Regions from separate parts of the Homo sapiens genome. Here all the other regions are linked to region 1. A link is a contact called in ENCODE Hi-C or POLR2A ChIA-PET data. All regions are on one chromosome and are shown on one strand. Each heading gives the region's core, a stretch centred on a gene start or an enhancer-like site at or near the end of the contact. The rest is flanking DNA. Distances are from core to core; before and after follow the strand shown.

Region 1 (4,562 bases), core at 1,515-4,014:
ACTATCCTAAGTGAAGTAACTCAGGAATGGAAAACCAAATAGCATGTGTTCTCACTTATAAGTGAGAGCTAAGCTAAGCTATGGGTACACACAGACACACAGAGTGGTATAATGAATTTTGGAGACTCAGATGCAGGGAGGGAGGGAGGTGAGGGATAAAAAACTACATATTGGGGCCAGGCGCAGTGGCTCAAGCCTGTAATCCCAGCATTTTGGGAGGCTGAGGTGGTTGGATCACCTGAGGTCAGGAGTTCGAGACCAGCCTGGCCAACATAGTGAAATCCCATCTCTACTAAAAATACAAAAAATTAGTTGGGCATGGTGGCAGGCGCCTGTAATCCCAGCTACTCAGGAGGCTGAGGCAGGAGAATCGCTTGAACCTGGAAGGTGGAGGTTGCAGTGAGCCGAGATTGTGCCATTGCACTCCAGCTTGGGCAACAAGAGCGAAACTCCATCTCAAACAAACAAACAAACAAAACAACAACAACAACAAAGACAAACCACAAAACAAAACAAAAAAACCCTACATATTGGGTACAGTGTACACTACTCAGGTGATGGGTGCACTAAAATCTCAGCCTTCACCATTATACAATTCATCCATGGAACCAAAAACCACTTGTACCCCTAAAGCTATTGAAATAAAAAAAATAAAATTGATGCATAATAGGTATACATATTTTTGGGATACCTTTGATAATTTGGTATGTTGACATAGTGTGTAAACATCAAATCCGGGTGATTCAGATATCCACCACCTTAAATATTTGCCTTTTCTTTATGCTATAATCATTCAAATTATTCCTATCTAACTGTTTTGGAATGTACAATAGATTATTGTAAACTATAGTCATCCTGCTGATCTATCCAACACTAGGTCTTATTTCTTCGATCTAATTGTATATTTGACCGGTTAATCAACCTCTCTCCGTCCTCTCAGGGCTTTCTTTAAACATAGATCAAAGAAAAAAAATTTGAATTGGGGGCTAACCCCTCTGTTTTTCTACGAAACCAGAAACCTTACGCTGTCTTCACACTTTCGCAACTTCCTTTTATTGGCATAATTTGAGCAAGTGTGTGTGTGAATGTGACTCTTGCCAGTTAGTTTTGCACCACTGGAGAGATGTGAAAGTATTTGCTCTTGCTGAGATGCAACGAGGGGTCGGGTCAGTGCTAACTTGACTACTCATTTCTATTTGACCTTGCAGAGAAGGTTCTTTCAAGAGCACTTAAAAACAATAGCCTTGCTGGGACAAAGTGAAAAACACTGTGAGAGCCTAGAATGTGTACACTGGAGAAAGACACAACAGGACACGAGAGCTGTCCCAGATATCCGAAGGGGGCTACCTGGGGAAGGAAGCAGATTCATTCTGTGCAGCCCAAAGAGGTGGAACTGGGCTGGGAGGGAGGATGTGGGTCTAAGCAAAGTGCCCCACGGACGCCGCTGTCTAAGAGCAGTGCTGTTAGCTCCCCATGGGTGGGGTTGTTGCAGCCGAGGCTGGGGGGCTAGTTGGCAGCCATGCTGCAGGAGGGGACACCAGCCTTGGGGGAGAGCCGTCTGTTAGCTCCTCACTTCTCGGGTCTTGCCCAACCCTGCCTTCATAAACACTAGAAGAATCCTCCTTGTGAGTGGGATGATATGCCCAGGAATGTTGTGGTAGGGCTAGGAGAGGACAGGGAGAGTCAGCTGCCTTGCCAAGAGCCCAGGACGGGAGGTCCTGGGCCAGGTGGATAGCACCTCCCTCAGCCTCAGAACTCAGAGGCTGGCTCAGAGCCAACACCATTCTGCCCAGTTGTCAATGAAGACTTTCACTCTTAAGAGGGTGAAGGGCAAAACCTAAAGGATTTTTCCAACAGTTGTACTCTGATTGCGGAAACCAAAGGAAAGAGTCATGGGTTCTGACGAAAGGTTAGAAAAGCTTTTGGGAGGAGAAGGCATTGAACCTTGATGAGTGGGAAGTTTAACTTCTGGGAAAGTTAAACTGAAATTCATCTGAGCCGCATTATGCTCTTGGCTGTCCTTCCTTTTACCCTATTCAAACCAATGTAGTCAGCTTACCTCCCGTCTTGGGCAGGGCCTGGGGTGGGAGTAGAGCTGGGGTGAGGTGGGACCACAGTGAATCAGACCCAGCCCCTGCCCACCAGGACCTGTAGTCTGGTCACTGATAATCCAGTAGAAGGCAGTAAATTGTGAGTGCCATAGAAAAGGTACCTTGTGGGGGGCTCGCAGGACAGACCATCACACCTGGCTGGGGATCAGGAATGCTTCATGGGGCAGTTCCTCTTTGAGATGTGTGCTGAGGGATGGGCAGGGCTTTTGAGTGAAGGAAGGAGGGTAGATGTGAGTCTCTATTATAATTCTCCGGCAAAAATATTCTGGTTTCTCTCTCTTAGTGGGTAGATTGGTAGGAAGATAAGGTTGGTTTTGGTAGGCTTTTTCTCTTTCAGGTATCCGATACCCACTCCTCACCTTAAAAGATATCTGTGTCTGTTAACTGTCCTTCTTAGGTCCAGAATCAAACTCATCTGTCAATGGGCTCCATGGATAGGGACCAGCAGGGGAGTTAATGGCCCTGGAGACAGAAGGGGCAGGAGGTCAGGAGTCAGGGCTTCGGGAGCAGCCAAGGGGCATTGGGAGGAAAGAGACTGCAGAGAGACTGAAAGGTAACTCATTACGTGACAAAGACTTACTGTTATTACTGATAATTTGCAGCAGGCACTGTGTTGGGAACTGGGTATCCTAAGATGAGGATAGCAGGGCGTCTGCCCCAGGGACCCCCCGCACGGAGGTGGCTGTGTCGGCAACAGTGGTGTCACAGTAGGTAAGTGCAGCGAGCAAAACAGGCCACAGAAGTGCGCACTGGTCCACGGTGACCCCAAGGAGGACATGATCCCCCTTGTCTGGGAGGTAAGGACAGCAGGCAGCCCACCTGCAGCTGGGAGTGGTGATGGGAGAAGCTGCCGGGCTGGCTTCTTGCAGGTCGGCTCTTAGAGTTGGGCCTTTTTGGCCAATTAAATGGTCTCACCTCTCCCTTAAATTCAAGAACTTTCTCCATGAATTCTCAGTCCTGTGCTCACCCAGCCTCTGCTGCCTCTTTTGCTGTTGGGTGGCTGTGGTCGCCACAGGTTCTGCTGCATTTTAGAGACCGAGTCAGCCTTCTGGACTTCCCACCTGCTGGGTAAAACTCAAGTAACATGTGAGAGCCGCGCTCCTCAGGCCCCACCCCCTGTGGGTGATTGATTTCTAAGTAGGGGAAGCCCGCCCTCCTCAGGTCCCACCCCTTGTAGATGATTGATTTCTAAAGTAACAAGTGAGAGCCAAGCTCCTCAGGCCCCACCCCTTCTGGATGATTGATTTCTAAGCAGGGGAAGCCCGCTCTCCTCAGGCCCCACCCCTTGTAGATGATTGATTTCTAAAGTAACAAGTGAGAGTTGCGCTCCTCAGGCCCCACCCCTTGTAGATGATGGATTTCTAAGCAGGGGAAGCGCGGCCGCCCCGGGTTAGACACGCGTCTGTTTGCTTGCAGATGTGCACACACTGTCTCCGGCTTCTTCTGTGGCTTGGTAGAAGCCCCAGCTTTTTAACTTATTAAGCACAGCTCTTCCCTCTGTAGGACTGCAGGCAGGACAGTCCTCTTCCCGGGCTCACCGCAACATTCAGTAGCTGCTTTGAAGGAACAGAATAAGGTTGCCACATGCCAGTCTGTCCTCCGATCACTTCAGGGTTCCACTCACCGTGGGTTCAAGGCTTCTTTGATTCTTTGTTTCCTTTAGTTTTCATTCTCTCCTCTTCAGAACAAGAGTAGATGGTTCGGTGTATGCAAATATCACAGTTCCAGGTAACTTGAAGGAGCAGTTTGGATTTAGGTATTCATTCTTACTTTTATAGGACTGTAGATATCTCTTTATGCAAATAAGACTTACTATTGTATTATAAGAGCAATAACCATGCACTGCTTCAAATGACATCATTTACATTTTTATTTTTGCAATAAGAATATATTTAGGCAACAGAATCAATGCTGCTTTTTGAGAGGTATTTTCTAATTTCTAATGTTGATGGGTTCAAAGACTTGCTATGAGTACATGGGTCACAGACACCACCTCATGCAAAGCAGAAAGGAAATAAATCAAGGAATGAGAACGAGAGCCAACACCATTCTTTCTTTCTTTTTTTTTTTTTTTGAGACAGAGTCTTACTCTGTTGCCCAGGCTGGAGTGAAGTGGTGCAATCTTGGCTCACTGCAACCTCTGCCTCCCGGGTTCACACCATTCTCCTGCCTCAGCCTCCCGAGTAGCTGGGACTACAGGCGCGTGCTACCATGCCCAGCTAATTTTTTGTATTATTAGTAGAGACAGGGTTTCATCATGTTGGCCAGGATGGTCTCGATCTCCTGACCTTGTGACCTCCTGACCTCGTGATCTGCCTGCCTCGGCCTCCCAAAGTGCTGGGATTACAGGCATGAGCCACCGCGCCTGGCCGCGCCAACACCATTCTGCCCAGTTGTCAATTAAGACTTTCACTCTTAAGCAGAGTGAAGGGTAAAACCTAAAGGATTTTT
Region 2 (4,562 bases), core at 685-3,184, 430 kb before region 1:
TGGGCTGCACAGACAGGGAGTCAGTTTATCATCACTGAGCAAACCAGTGGGCAAGGAGAATGCAGAGAAGGTTCTTGAGGGGCCAGGCTGGACAGCTGCAGTCTGCGCTGAGTGGCGGCCAAGGGGTTCCGCTGCCCCCAGAGTGCTGAGAGTTTGGGCTCTGGCTGGGCCCCACCCTGGGGAGGTGCCCACCATCCTCCAGGCCAAGTGAGGGGGTGGGTGCCTGCTGGAGAGGCGGCACACCTCAGACGGCTGGAGCAGGAGGTGGGGCATCCACACGTCCACCCAGGCTTTCAGCCCCTAGTTACTCAGTGAAGATTTTGAGGCCTGGAGAGAGGGGGCGTGGCTTGTTCACAGACACAGGTCGCAAGTGAGGCAGAGCGGGTGCCACAAATCAGGCTTCCTAACTGTGATGTTCAATTTTAGGTGTCAACCTGAGTGAGCCACAGGGTACCCTGATGACACACACCGTTCCCAGGTGTGTCTCTGAGGGCGTTTCCCGATGACATTGACATTTGGAAAGGTGGACTCAGCACAGCAGATCCGCTCCCCAGCCAGGGCAGGCACCACCCAATCCACTGAGGGCCTGAGTGAACAAAAAGGCAGAGGAAGGAGTAACTGCCCCGCGTCTTCCTGCCTCACTGCTGGAGCGGGGACATCTCATCTCCTGCCTTTGCACCGGGATTTATATCATCAGATCCCCTGGTTCTTAGGTCTTGGGACTTGGATGGAATTACACCACCGCCTTCCCTGGGTCTCCAGCTTGCAGAACCTGAGATCTCTCAGCCTCTGCAATTGCATGAGCCAATTCCTATCTATCTATCATCTCTTGTTGGTTCTTTTTGGCTGGAGAACAGACTAATACACGAATCTGTCCTTTCCCTCCAAATGCAGCTGGAATCTCTGCTCCCCTTTACAAAGCTTCTCTGCGAAAGGATCTCTCACGCCATGGTGGGAAGGGGAGCCTCAGACCCATAGCCTCCACCCCGGGAGGAAAACAGGGCCAGGACACACCAGCAGGCCTCCTTTGATGAAGACCATGTGGTTTTGCTCCTTCTGTTACTTTGACCTCTGAACCGCACCCCCACAGACCTAATGATTTCCTGGTAAATCATTTGTAACACCCGCTTTAGTCTCCTGAAAAAAAACTTCACAGATAATATCGTCAAACCTCGCAGAGAATTTAAAAATAAAACCTTCTATCTGTAATATTAATTAGAAGTCAAAGGTAACTTATAATAAAAGAATTCGTTTCCATGTGGAATGTTTGGCCAAGATCTCACTAACAGACTGGAAGTCACTGTCACTCACTCACGATGAGTAAAGGATGAATTTGTGTCCGTGTTTGACATTTTGCAATCAGGGCTAAGCATTGCCTCGGGATAAAGATTCCCAAAGTGCTGAACAACTCTTGATAAAATCCCAAAGAAAACAAAGCACAGTCTTCCCAGGATGCACGTTGCCAGGTGCGGTCCTGAACCGCGCGTCCACGTGGCAGCAGCGCGCAGCAGGAGGCTCCCAGCTGAGATCCTCGAGGACGGGGTTCGTACCACATCGGCATCTGGAGGTCGCAGGGGACGCTTGGAAGCCGTGGAGGGCGCGGGACGAGTCACTGTGCAGGACCGCGGCAGCGCGGGGACAATCTGGAGCGCCCCGAACGCTTCGCCGCCCCACCGGGTGGCGGGTGGACTCGCCTCCGCCCGGCGGCTCCTCGGTGCATGGGCCCCAAGCGGACCTGGCGCTTTTTCAGGCGTGCAGGAGACAGAAGCCGTGACGGCTCCGCACGCACGCCCGCATGCACTCCGGCAAGTATCCCCCGGGTCACCGTGTCAATGTGCCCGTATCCCTTCTAGGGGACCCGGTTCTGACTTTCCAAGAATAAAGTACCGCGCCGCGCCCGCGGGCGGAGCTGGGAGAACCCCTCCCTGGCCCTCCACGTCTGCGCGGGGCGCGTTCTTCCGTGCGACCACAAGGGGGCGCTCCGAGACCAGGCTCGGGACCTCTGCAGGCGCAGACTTAAAATGCTTGCAGATGCGCGCGTGGTGGAAGCAGGCTGAGAGGGCCAGAAAGCATTCGTCCTTGGACTCGCATCGCGCTAGACAGTCTAATCTTTGACGGCACCGTCCAGTTTTCCAATATCCACTGTTAGCACTGAACAATTGTGTCAATTGCATTTCCAATCCTCCTAAACAATGCAATTTTGATATATAAACAGCAGTTTTTACGTTCTTCCAGAAACAGATCAACGGGAACAGGTAAAACAATTGGCCGGTGCTTGCCTACCCCGTCCGCACCCACACCCACAGTTCTCTCTAGAATAATACTAACAAAAATAATAATGCAAGATAACGATTTTGGAGAACGTACCATGTGTCATTGTTGTGGGTACTTTATATGGATGCACTTATTTTATCTTCACCAATAACACTATGAGGTGGGTGCTATGTGATAAAACTATGGTGAGGACACTGAGCCACAGACAGCTTAGTAATTTGCCGAGGGCTGCATGACTGGCAAGTAGCAGGACATCACTAAAGAAGGTACAACATTCAAAGCTTCCTGGAAGAGCGTCCTGCCTGCTGGAAGGAGGAGCTTTGGAATGTCTTAGCCATCCTTTACTATAAGAAAGCGAGGCAGGCCGGTGGCGGTGGCTCACGCCTGTAATCCCAGCACTTTGGGAGGCCAAGGCGGACGGATCACGTAATCAAGAGATCAAGACCATCCTGGCCAACATGTTGAAACCCTGTCTCTACTAAAAATACAAAAATTAGCTGGGCATGGTGGCACGTGCCTGTAGCCCCAGCTACTTGGGAGGCTGAGGCAGGAGAGTCGCTTGAACCCAGGAGGCAGAGGTTGCAGTGAGCCAAGATTGCACCACTGCACTCCAGCCTGGCAACAGAGGGAGACTCCATCTAAAAAAAAAAAAAAAAAAAAAAAAAAAAGCAAGGCAGAGCGCACCCCCAGCTGCTGTTTCTTCAAAAATGCAAGATTTATGAGAGCACTAATGCTGAAAAATTAAAAACATCGGCCGGGCGCGGTGGCTCATGCCTATAATCCCAGCACTTTGGGAGGCCGAGGCGGGCAGATTGCCTGAGGCCAGGAGTTCGTGACCAGCCTGGCCAACATAGCAAGAACCCATCTCTACTAAAAATACAAAAAAAAAATTAGCCGGGCGTGGTGGCGTGTCTGTAATCACAGCTACTCGGGAGGCTGAGGCAGGGGAACTGCTTGAACCAGGGAGGTAGAGGTTGCAGTGAGCCAAGATCGTGCCACTGCACTCCAGCCTGGGAGACAGAGTGAGACTCTATCTCAAAAAATAATAATAATAAAATACAATGAAAACATCAACAAGAAAGAAAAAAAATCCATGAAATATTTTTATACATGATGTTTGTCACTTGTTTCATTCATGAATTCATCCAGAGCAGACACCAGGTGGGTCTGAGGAGGCCAGCATTGCCCAGTGCAAATTACACTGAACCTAGCCCTGGACAGTGCCCGAGACAAAATTCTGCCTAAATGTTCAACCCTGGCCATGCGTTAGAATCGCTGGGGGAGATTTAAACAAAATGATATCTGGGTAACCCCAGTGTTAGGGAGGCAGGAGCCTAGAAGAGACAGAGTAAGATCGTCTGAAAATCAACTCCATCCCAAAGCTAGCAAGGCATATTCCTTGCCAATCATGACCCATGGTCCTAAGATGTTTACAGCTCAGGAAGCAGCTTGGGAATGGCTTGCAAGAACAAACCCCTACAACAACAGAGAGTCCAGGTGTCCCAGTACCCGCGCTGCGCCCAGGAGAAACTGAGATAAAACGAAGCCTCGGGAAGGGAAACCCCAGACGCTCGACTTTGTGACACAAAGGCCCCAGAGGGGAGGGTGGCTTTGCCTGCTCAGCACACATCATGGCTGCTGCTAAGGAGAAGGAAAAGGTTTGAGGTGTAGGGGCAGCCTGGGCCAGCTGAGTGGCAGCTTCATTCTCCCAGCAGCTGAGTGCAAGCTGCCCACTCACTAGAGCTGTTCTCCCTTGTTTTTTTATTTTTATTTTTATTTGTTTTGAGATGGAGTTTCGCTCTTGTTGCCCAGGCTGGAGTGCAGTCGTGCGATCTCGGCTCACGGCAGCCTCCACCTTCCAGGTTCAAGCGATTCTCCTGCGTCAGCCTCCCAAGTAGCTGGGACTACAGGCGCCCACCATCACGCCTGGCTAATTTTTGTATTTTTAGTAGAGACGGGGTTTCATCACCATGTCGGCCAAGCTGGTCTCAAACTCCTGACCTCAGGTGATCCACACACCTCAGCCTCTCAAGGTGCTGGGATTACAGGCGTGAGCCACCATGCCCGGCCTCTTACCACCTCAGCCACCCCTGCAACCCTCCTGGGCCGCCTCTTGCAGCTTCATCTCAGGGTTCGCTGTCCTCCCATGCCCTGGGCAGCCTCCCATGCACCCCTGTGTGGATGCCTCCTCTCTGGTAATGAGCCCAGCTCTTCTCTTGGGCTCAGCTCTTTTCAGCCCCAGGCTGATACCCCCTGCTCAGAGCCCCATGTCCTCCTGTTGACCACAG
Region 3 (4,562 bases), core at 879-3,378, 370 kb before region 1:
AGGGCACGGGGCAGGGCGCGCAGCCTGTTGCGGCGCAGGGACACCTGGCGCAGCTTGCCGAGGCCGCGCAGCAAGCCGTCGGGGAGGGCGGTCAGGCCGTTGGAGTGCAGGGCGAGCACCTGGAGCTCGCCAAGGCCCTGGAAGGCGCCCTGCGGAAGCGCGCTCAGCCGCGGGCTCAGAGTCACCCCTAAGTACCGCAGGCGGCTCAGGTTGCGGAAGGCGGCGGCGGGCAGGGTGCGCAGCTGGGTGCGGTTCAGCCACAGCTCCTGCAGGCCCCCCATCTCCCCGAAGAGCACCCCCGGGAGCTCTGCCAGCGGGTTCTCGAACAGAGTCAACAGAGTCAGATTGTGCGAATGAAGAAAGAGCGCAGAGGGGAGAAACGCAAGGTGGTTTCTCGAAAGCGTCAAAGAACTGAGGTTTGGGAGCCGGTCGAAGGCCCCGGGTGCGATGGAACGGATGTGATTTCGGTGGAACTGCAGCTCCGTCAGGGCGCCCAGGCTGTTCAACAGCCCCGAATCCAGAGACACAAGGCGGTTCGAGTGGAGCAGAAGTCTCTCGAGCTTAGCCTGTGCTCCAAGCAACCCCTTGGGCAGGTGGGTCAGGTTGTTTCCCGATAAATCCAACAACTTCAGGTTCTCCAGATTCGTGAAGAGACTGGCAGGAAGGAAATCGAGCTGATTCTGGTTCAGAGCGAGCTCCTGCAGGTTAACCAGTTTCTGAAACATGTTTTGGTCAATGCCCCTTAGCGCATTGTGGTCCAAAAACAACTGCTCCAGGAGCACCATCTTATCCAGCAGCGCACCTGGAAGATGCGTGATTTTGTTGCGCGACAGCCTCAGGGTTTTCAGTTTTATCAGGTCACTGAAGGTGCCGGGGGCAACGGCGGAAATGTGGCTGTCGGAGATCATGAGGCGCTGCAGGACGGTCATGCCGCTGAAGCTCTGGCTCTGCAGGACGCCGCGGCCCATTCCGAAGAGCAGGATGTGCGTGAGGTTGGTGGGCAGGCCTAGCGCGGAGATGCGCGCCACGTCGCCCCCCGAGCACTGCGCGGCGTCCCGGAAGACACACTTGCAAGCTGGCGGACAGGGGAAGGGCTGGGCGCGCAGAAGCCCGAGCACCGCGCACAGTAGAGTCCCCCTCAGCATGTCTGAAAAAGCAACCGTGGGAGTGTGGTCAACACACAGGAGCGTTCGCGCCTGTACTGAACCCTGGGATCCTGCACTTTGTGCAGAGGCACAATCCTTTCGCCAGAATTCTCACTCCCTCTTTTCTTAGGACTACAGATTTCCCTACGTGGTGAAAAGACACTCATTCTACACTGCGTGGCCTCATGCTTTTGCTTTATTGATTTTCCACTCTCAGTTTAAAGCATTGAGATTACAGAGTTTTCAAGCTACCGAATAGCCAATACTTTAAAGTCCTTACATAGAGAATTAAAATAATCATTCTCACATTCAAGCTCACAGACATCACAAAGCAATGTCCATTGTGAAAACGGCTCTGCTCTTGACTTTATAACTTACCCTGCATTGGCTATAACCAACAGTCAAGAAGGGAACAGCAAAGTCTGCAGCCACCACCATCTGATTCTTTTGCTCACAATCATGCTATTTCCACAGTACCAAGTTACTCTATTAAAGGACACCCCCAAAACAGCGAACACCTTCAATCAACAGCCAACAAAAGCATATAATAATACCTATCACTTTACGCCATGCATTGTTCTCAGCTCTTTATTTATACTACATGCATTTAATCCTTACAATAACCTTAGGAGGTAAGTATATTATCCCCGATTCAAGGATGAAGGCACAGAGGCACAGAAAGGCTCAACAGTATAACTAGGGTCACATAGAATTTGAGGGTAGTATTTCTGACTTAGCCATAAAGAGCTACTATTTCTAAGATGCTTAACTAAAGGTAATACTCACGGCACTGAATTTTCTGGGAAATGCACACCATACTACTAACCTGCCAAAACAATGTTTCCTAAGCGAAATTTTACATAAATTGCTTCTCGTGCAATTTTACTTCTCATGCACACACAGACTAAAGAGCCCTCTAATTTCCTATACTAATGTTTAAAATATTTGGCCTTACCTGAAATGGTTCTGCACTCCAAAGTAACTGAAAGACTTAGAGCTCTGCATGTGATTCGACACTTTCCACAGGAAGAGGGTGGTATCCTTGCATCCTGAGGATAAAGACTTTACCAGAGTAGGTCAGGAAAGGACCCTATCTCAGAGCCCTTGTTCTGGTTTTTAATGACAAATATCTTCAAACCGAGAGACCATATATAACCTGATTCCTACTGTCAAAGCCAAGAGCAGTGGGGAGAGTTTTTCCATAAATGGCACAATATAACTCTATGATGCCAGGGAAGTTCAGTGATACAGCTGGATCACTGCAGTAGCCACACCCCTAGATGGGCCACACTTCCCCTGGGTCTTCCTTTTCATGCCACATGGCCCTAATTTCCCACCCAGGTTTTTTTTTTTTTTTTTTTTTTTTTTTTTTTTTTTTTTGGTATGTGTTGTTTTTCTTTCTCCGCTTAGCAATAAAGCTAAGAACATTCTCAAATCCTCCATTTTTTTCTTCCTTTTGGGACTAATAAGGCTAAGAACATCTTTGAACTTGTTCAACAATGGCATTGCTAGGTTGCAGGATGCTCACTTGTTGTTTTTTTGGTGGGGGAGGGGGACTCTGTCGCCCAGGCTGGGGTGCAGTGGTGCGATCTCGGCTCACTGCAACCTCCTGCTCCCTGGTTCAAGCAATTCTCCTGCCTCGGCCTCACAAGTAGCTGGGATTACAGGCACACACCATCACGCCCAGCTAATTTTTTGTATTTTAGTAGAGACGGGGTTTTACCGTGTTGCCCTGGCTGGTCTTGAACTCCTGAGCTCAGGCAATCCGCCCGCCTCGGCCTCCCAAACTGCTGGGATTACAGGCATGAGCCACCACGCCCGGCCGCTCACATGTTCAGTTTAACTGGGGAAAGTCAAACTGCTCTCCAAAGTGGTTGTGTTGGTCTACGATGACACCTGCCATTTGTGAGAGTTCCTGTGCTTCCTCTCTGCCCACACGTGGCACTTCCTGCTTTTTGCCATTTCTATGAAAGATATCTCAGCATGATTTTAACTTTTCCTTTCCCTGTTTAATGATGAACTTGAACACCTTTTCACATAATTAAGGCCCACTTGTGCTTCATTTGAGAAAGCTGGGTTTCCTTTTGCCCATTTGTCTATAGGCAAAACGTGTCTACGTGTCTTTTGAACACACTGATAATGCTGTCTGCATTAAGACTTCCGGCCAGCCGCCCTGTCCGGGAGGGAGGTGGGGGGGTCAGCCCCCCGCCCGGCCGGCCGCCCCATCCGGGAGGTGAGGGGCGCCTCTGCCCGGCCGCCCCTACTGGGAAGTGAGGACCCCTCTGCCCGGCCAGCCGCCCCATCCGGGAGGTGGGGGGCGCTTCTGCCCGGCCGCCCCTACTGGGAAGTGAGGAGCCCCTCTGCCCGGCCACGACCCCGTCTGGGAGGTGTGCCTAGCGGCTCATTGGGGATGGGCCATGATGACAATGGCAGTTTTGTGGAATAGAAAGGCGGGAAGGGTGGGGAAAAAATTGAGAAATCGGATGGTTGCCGGGTCTGTGTGGATAGAAGTAGACATGGGAGACTTTTCATTTTGTTCTGTACTAAGAAAAATTCTTCTGCCTTGGGATCCTGTTGATCTGTGACCTTATCCCCAACCCTGTGCTCTCTGAAACATGTGCTGTGTCCACTCAGGGTTAAATGGATTAAGGGCGGTGCAAGATGTGCTTTGTTAAACAGATGCTTGAAGGCAGCATGCTCGTTAAGAGTCATCACCACTCCCTAATCTCAAGTACCCAGGGACACAAACACTGCGGAAGGCCGCAGGGTCCTCTGCCTAGGAAAACCAGAGACCTTTGTTCACTTGTTTATCTGCTGACCTTCCCTCCACTGTTGTCCTATGACCCTGCCAAATCCCCCTCTGCGAGAAACACCCAAGAATGATCAATAAAAAAAAAAAAAAAAAAAAAAAAGACTTCTATCCTTCAAGACACCATAAAAAAGGGGAAAAGATAAACCACAAACTAAAGATATTTGTAACACCTATAGCTGACAAAGGCTTAATGTCAGAAGATATAAAGAATCATGGGATCCAATCCCCTTTGATGCAGCCTAATGCAGTCAGAGCCCAGTAAAGGCTGGGTTGACTGAAATTACCTTCAAAGTCACGCAGCCCTGGACCACAGGGAAGAGCCACTGCCTCTGCCAGGTATCGCGGGAGGTCTTTCAGTTCCGATCAAGGAATGCAACTCCAGAGCCCTGAACTGCTACACTGGTGACCTGGTAAGTCCGTCATGCATAGGCACATCGAGTGAAAGCCTCCCCGCCCCCTTGCCCATGAAATTGCCAGGGAGCCAACATGACAGACTGGGAAGGCGAGCTGTGAAACAGAGTAAGATGCCGATGGCTCAAATTCCTGTGGCCCTTCTTTAGCCTATTTCCCCAGGAAAACCTCCAGTCAGAATGGCCTCTACATTT

The links. A loop is a pair of places that touch in the nucleus more often than their neighbours do. ChIA-PET counts read pairs that join two places held with the same protein, here RNA polymerase II (POLR2A). Pooled maps may share reads with other maps.
Region 2: a loop to region 1 is called in a pooled map, with 3 times the contacts of the local background. The contact joins the enhancer-like site here to the promoter of LINC01972 in region 1. A Hi-C loop is called at or near these places in 1 of 50 pooled maps. POLR2A ChIA-PET finds 5 or more read pairs at or near these places in 3 of 52 experiments (GM10248, H1 and PC-3).
Region 3: a loop to region 1 is called in a map of heart right ventricle, with 5 times the contacts of the local background. The contact joins the promoter of GP5 here to the promoter of LINC01972 in region 1. A Hi-C loop is called at or near these places in 2 of 168 maps with a recorded cell type or tissue (heart right ventricle and naive thymus-derived CD4-positive, alpha-beta T cell) and 6 of 50 pooled maps. POLR2A ChIA-PET finds 5 or more read pairs at or near these places in 1 of 52 experiments (A673).

Annotation. Positions count from the first base shown.
Region 1 is chr3:194,765,945-194,770,506 of GRCh38, forward strand. It overlaps LINC01972 (long intergenic non-protein coding RNA 1972), which reads right to left and starts at 2,765. Exons shown (of 3, transcript NR_146990.1): 1 at 2,692-2,765; 2 at 2,471-2,573. The region is part of intron 3 of LINC01968 (long intergenic non-protein coding RNA 1968); the gene reads left to right. All of the region lies in intron 2 of LOC105374292 (a long non-coding RNA gene), which reads left to right. RefSeq lists enhancers at 3,256-3,550, 3,666-3,765 and a silencer at 3,396-3,495.
Region 2 is chr3:194,331,962-194,336,523 of GRCh38, forward strand. No RefSeq gene overlaps it. Among named protein-coding and RNA genes, the nearest start is that of CPN2, 17 kb to the right of the region's middle. Within about 2 kb of position 1,935, at least 3 of the 41 ENCODE cell types and tissues checked have a DNase peak (open chromatin) inside an H3K27ac peak, as active enhancers do; they include PC-3, where a contact is called at or near this core.
Region 3 is chr3:194,397,138-194,401,699 of GRCh38, forward strand. GP5 (glycoprotein V platelet) reads right to left here and starts at 2,129. Exons shown (of 2, transcript NM_004488.2): 1 at 2,101-2,129; 2 at 1-1,147. The coding sequence starts at 1,145. RefSeq lists a silencer at 30-79 and enhancers at 2,959-3,512, 3,513-4,065.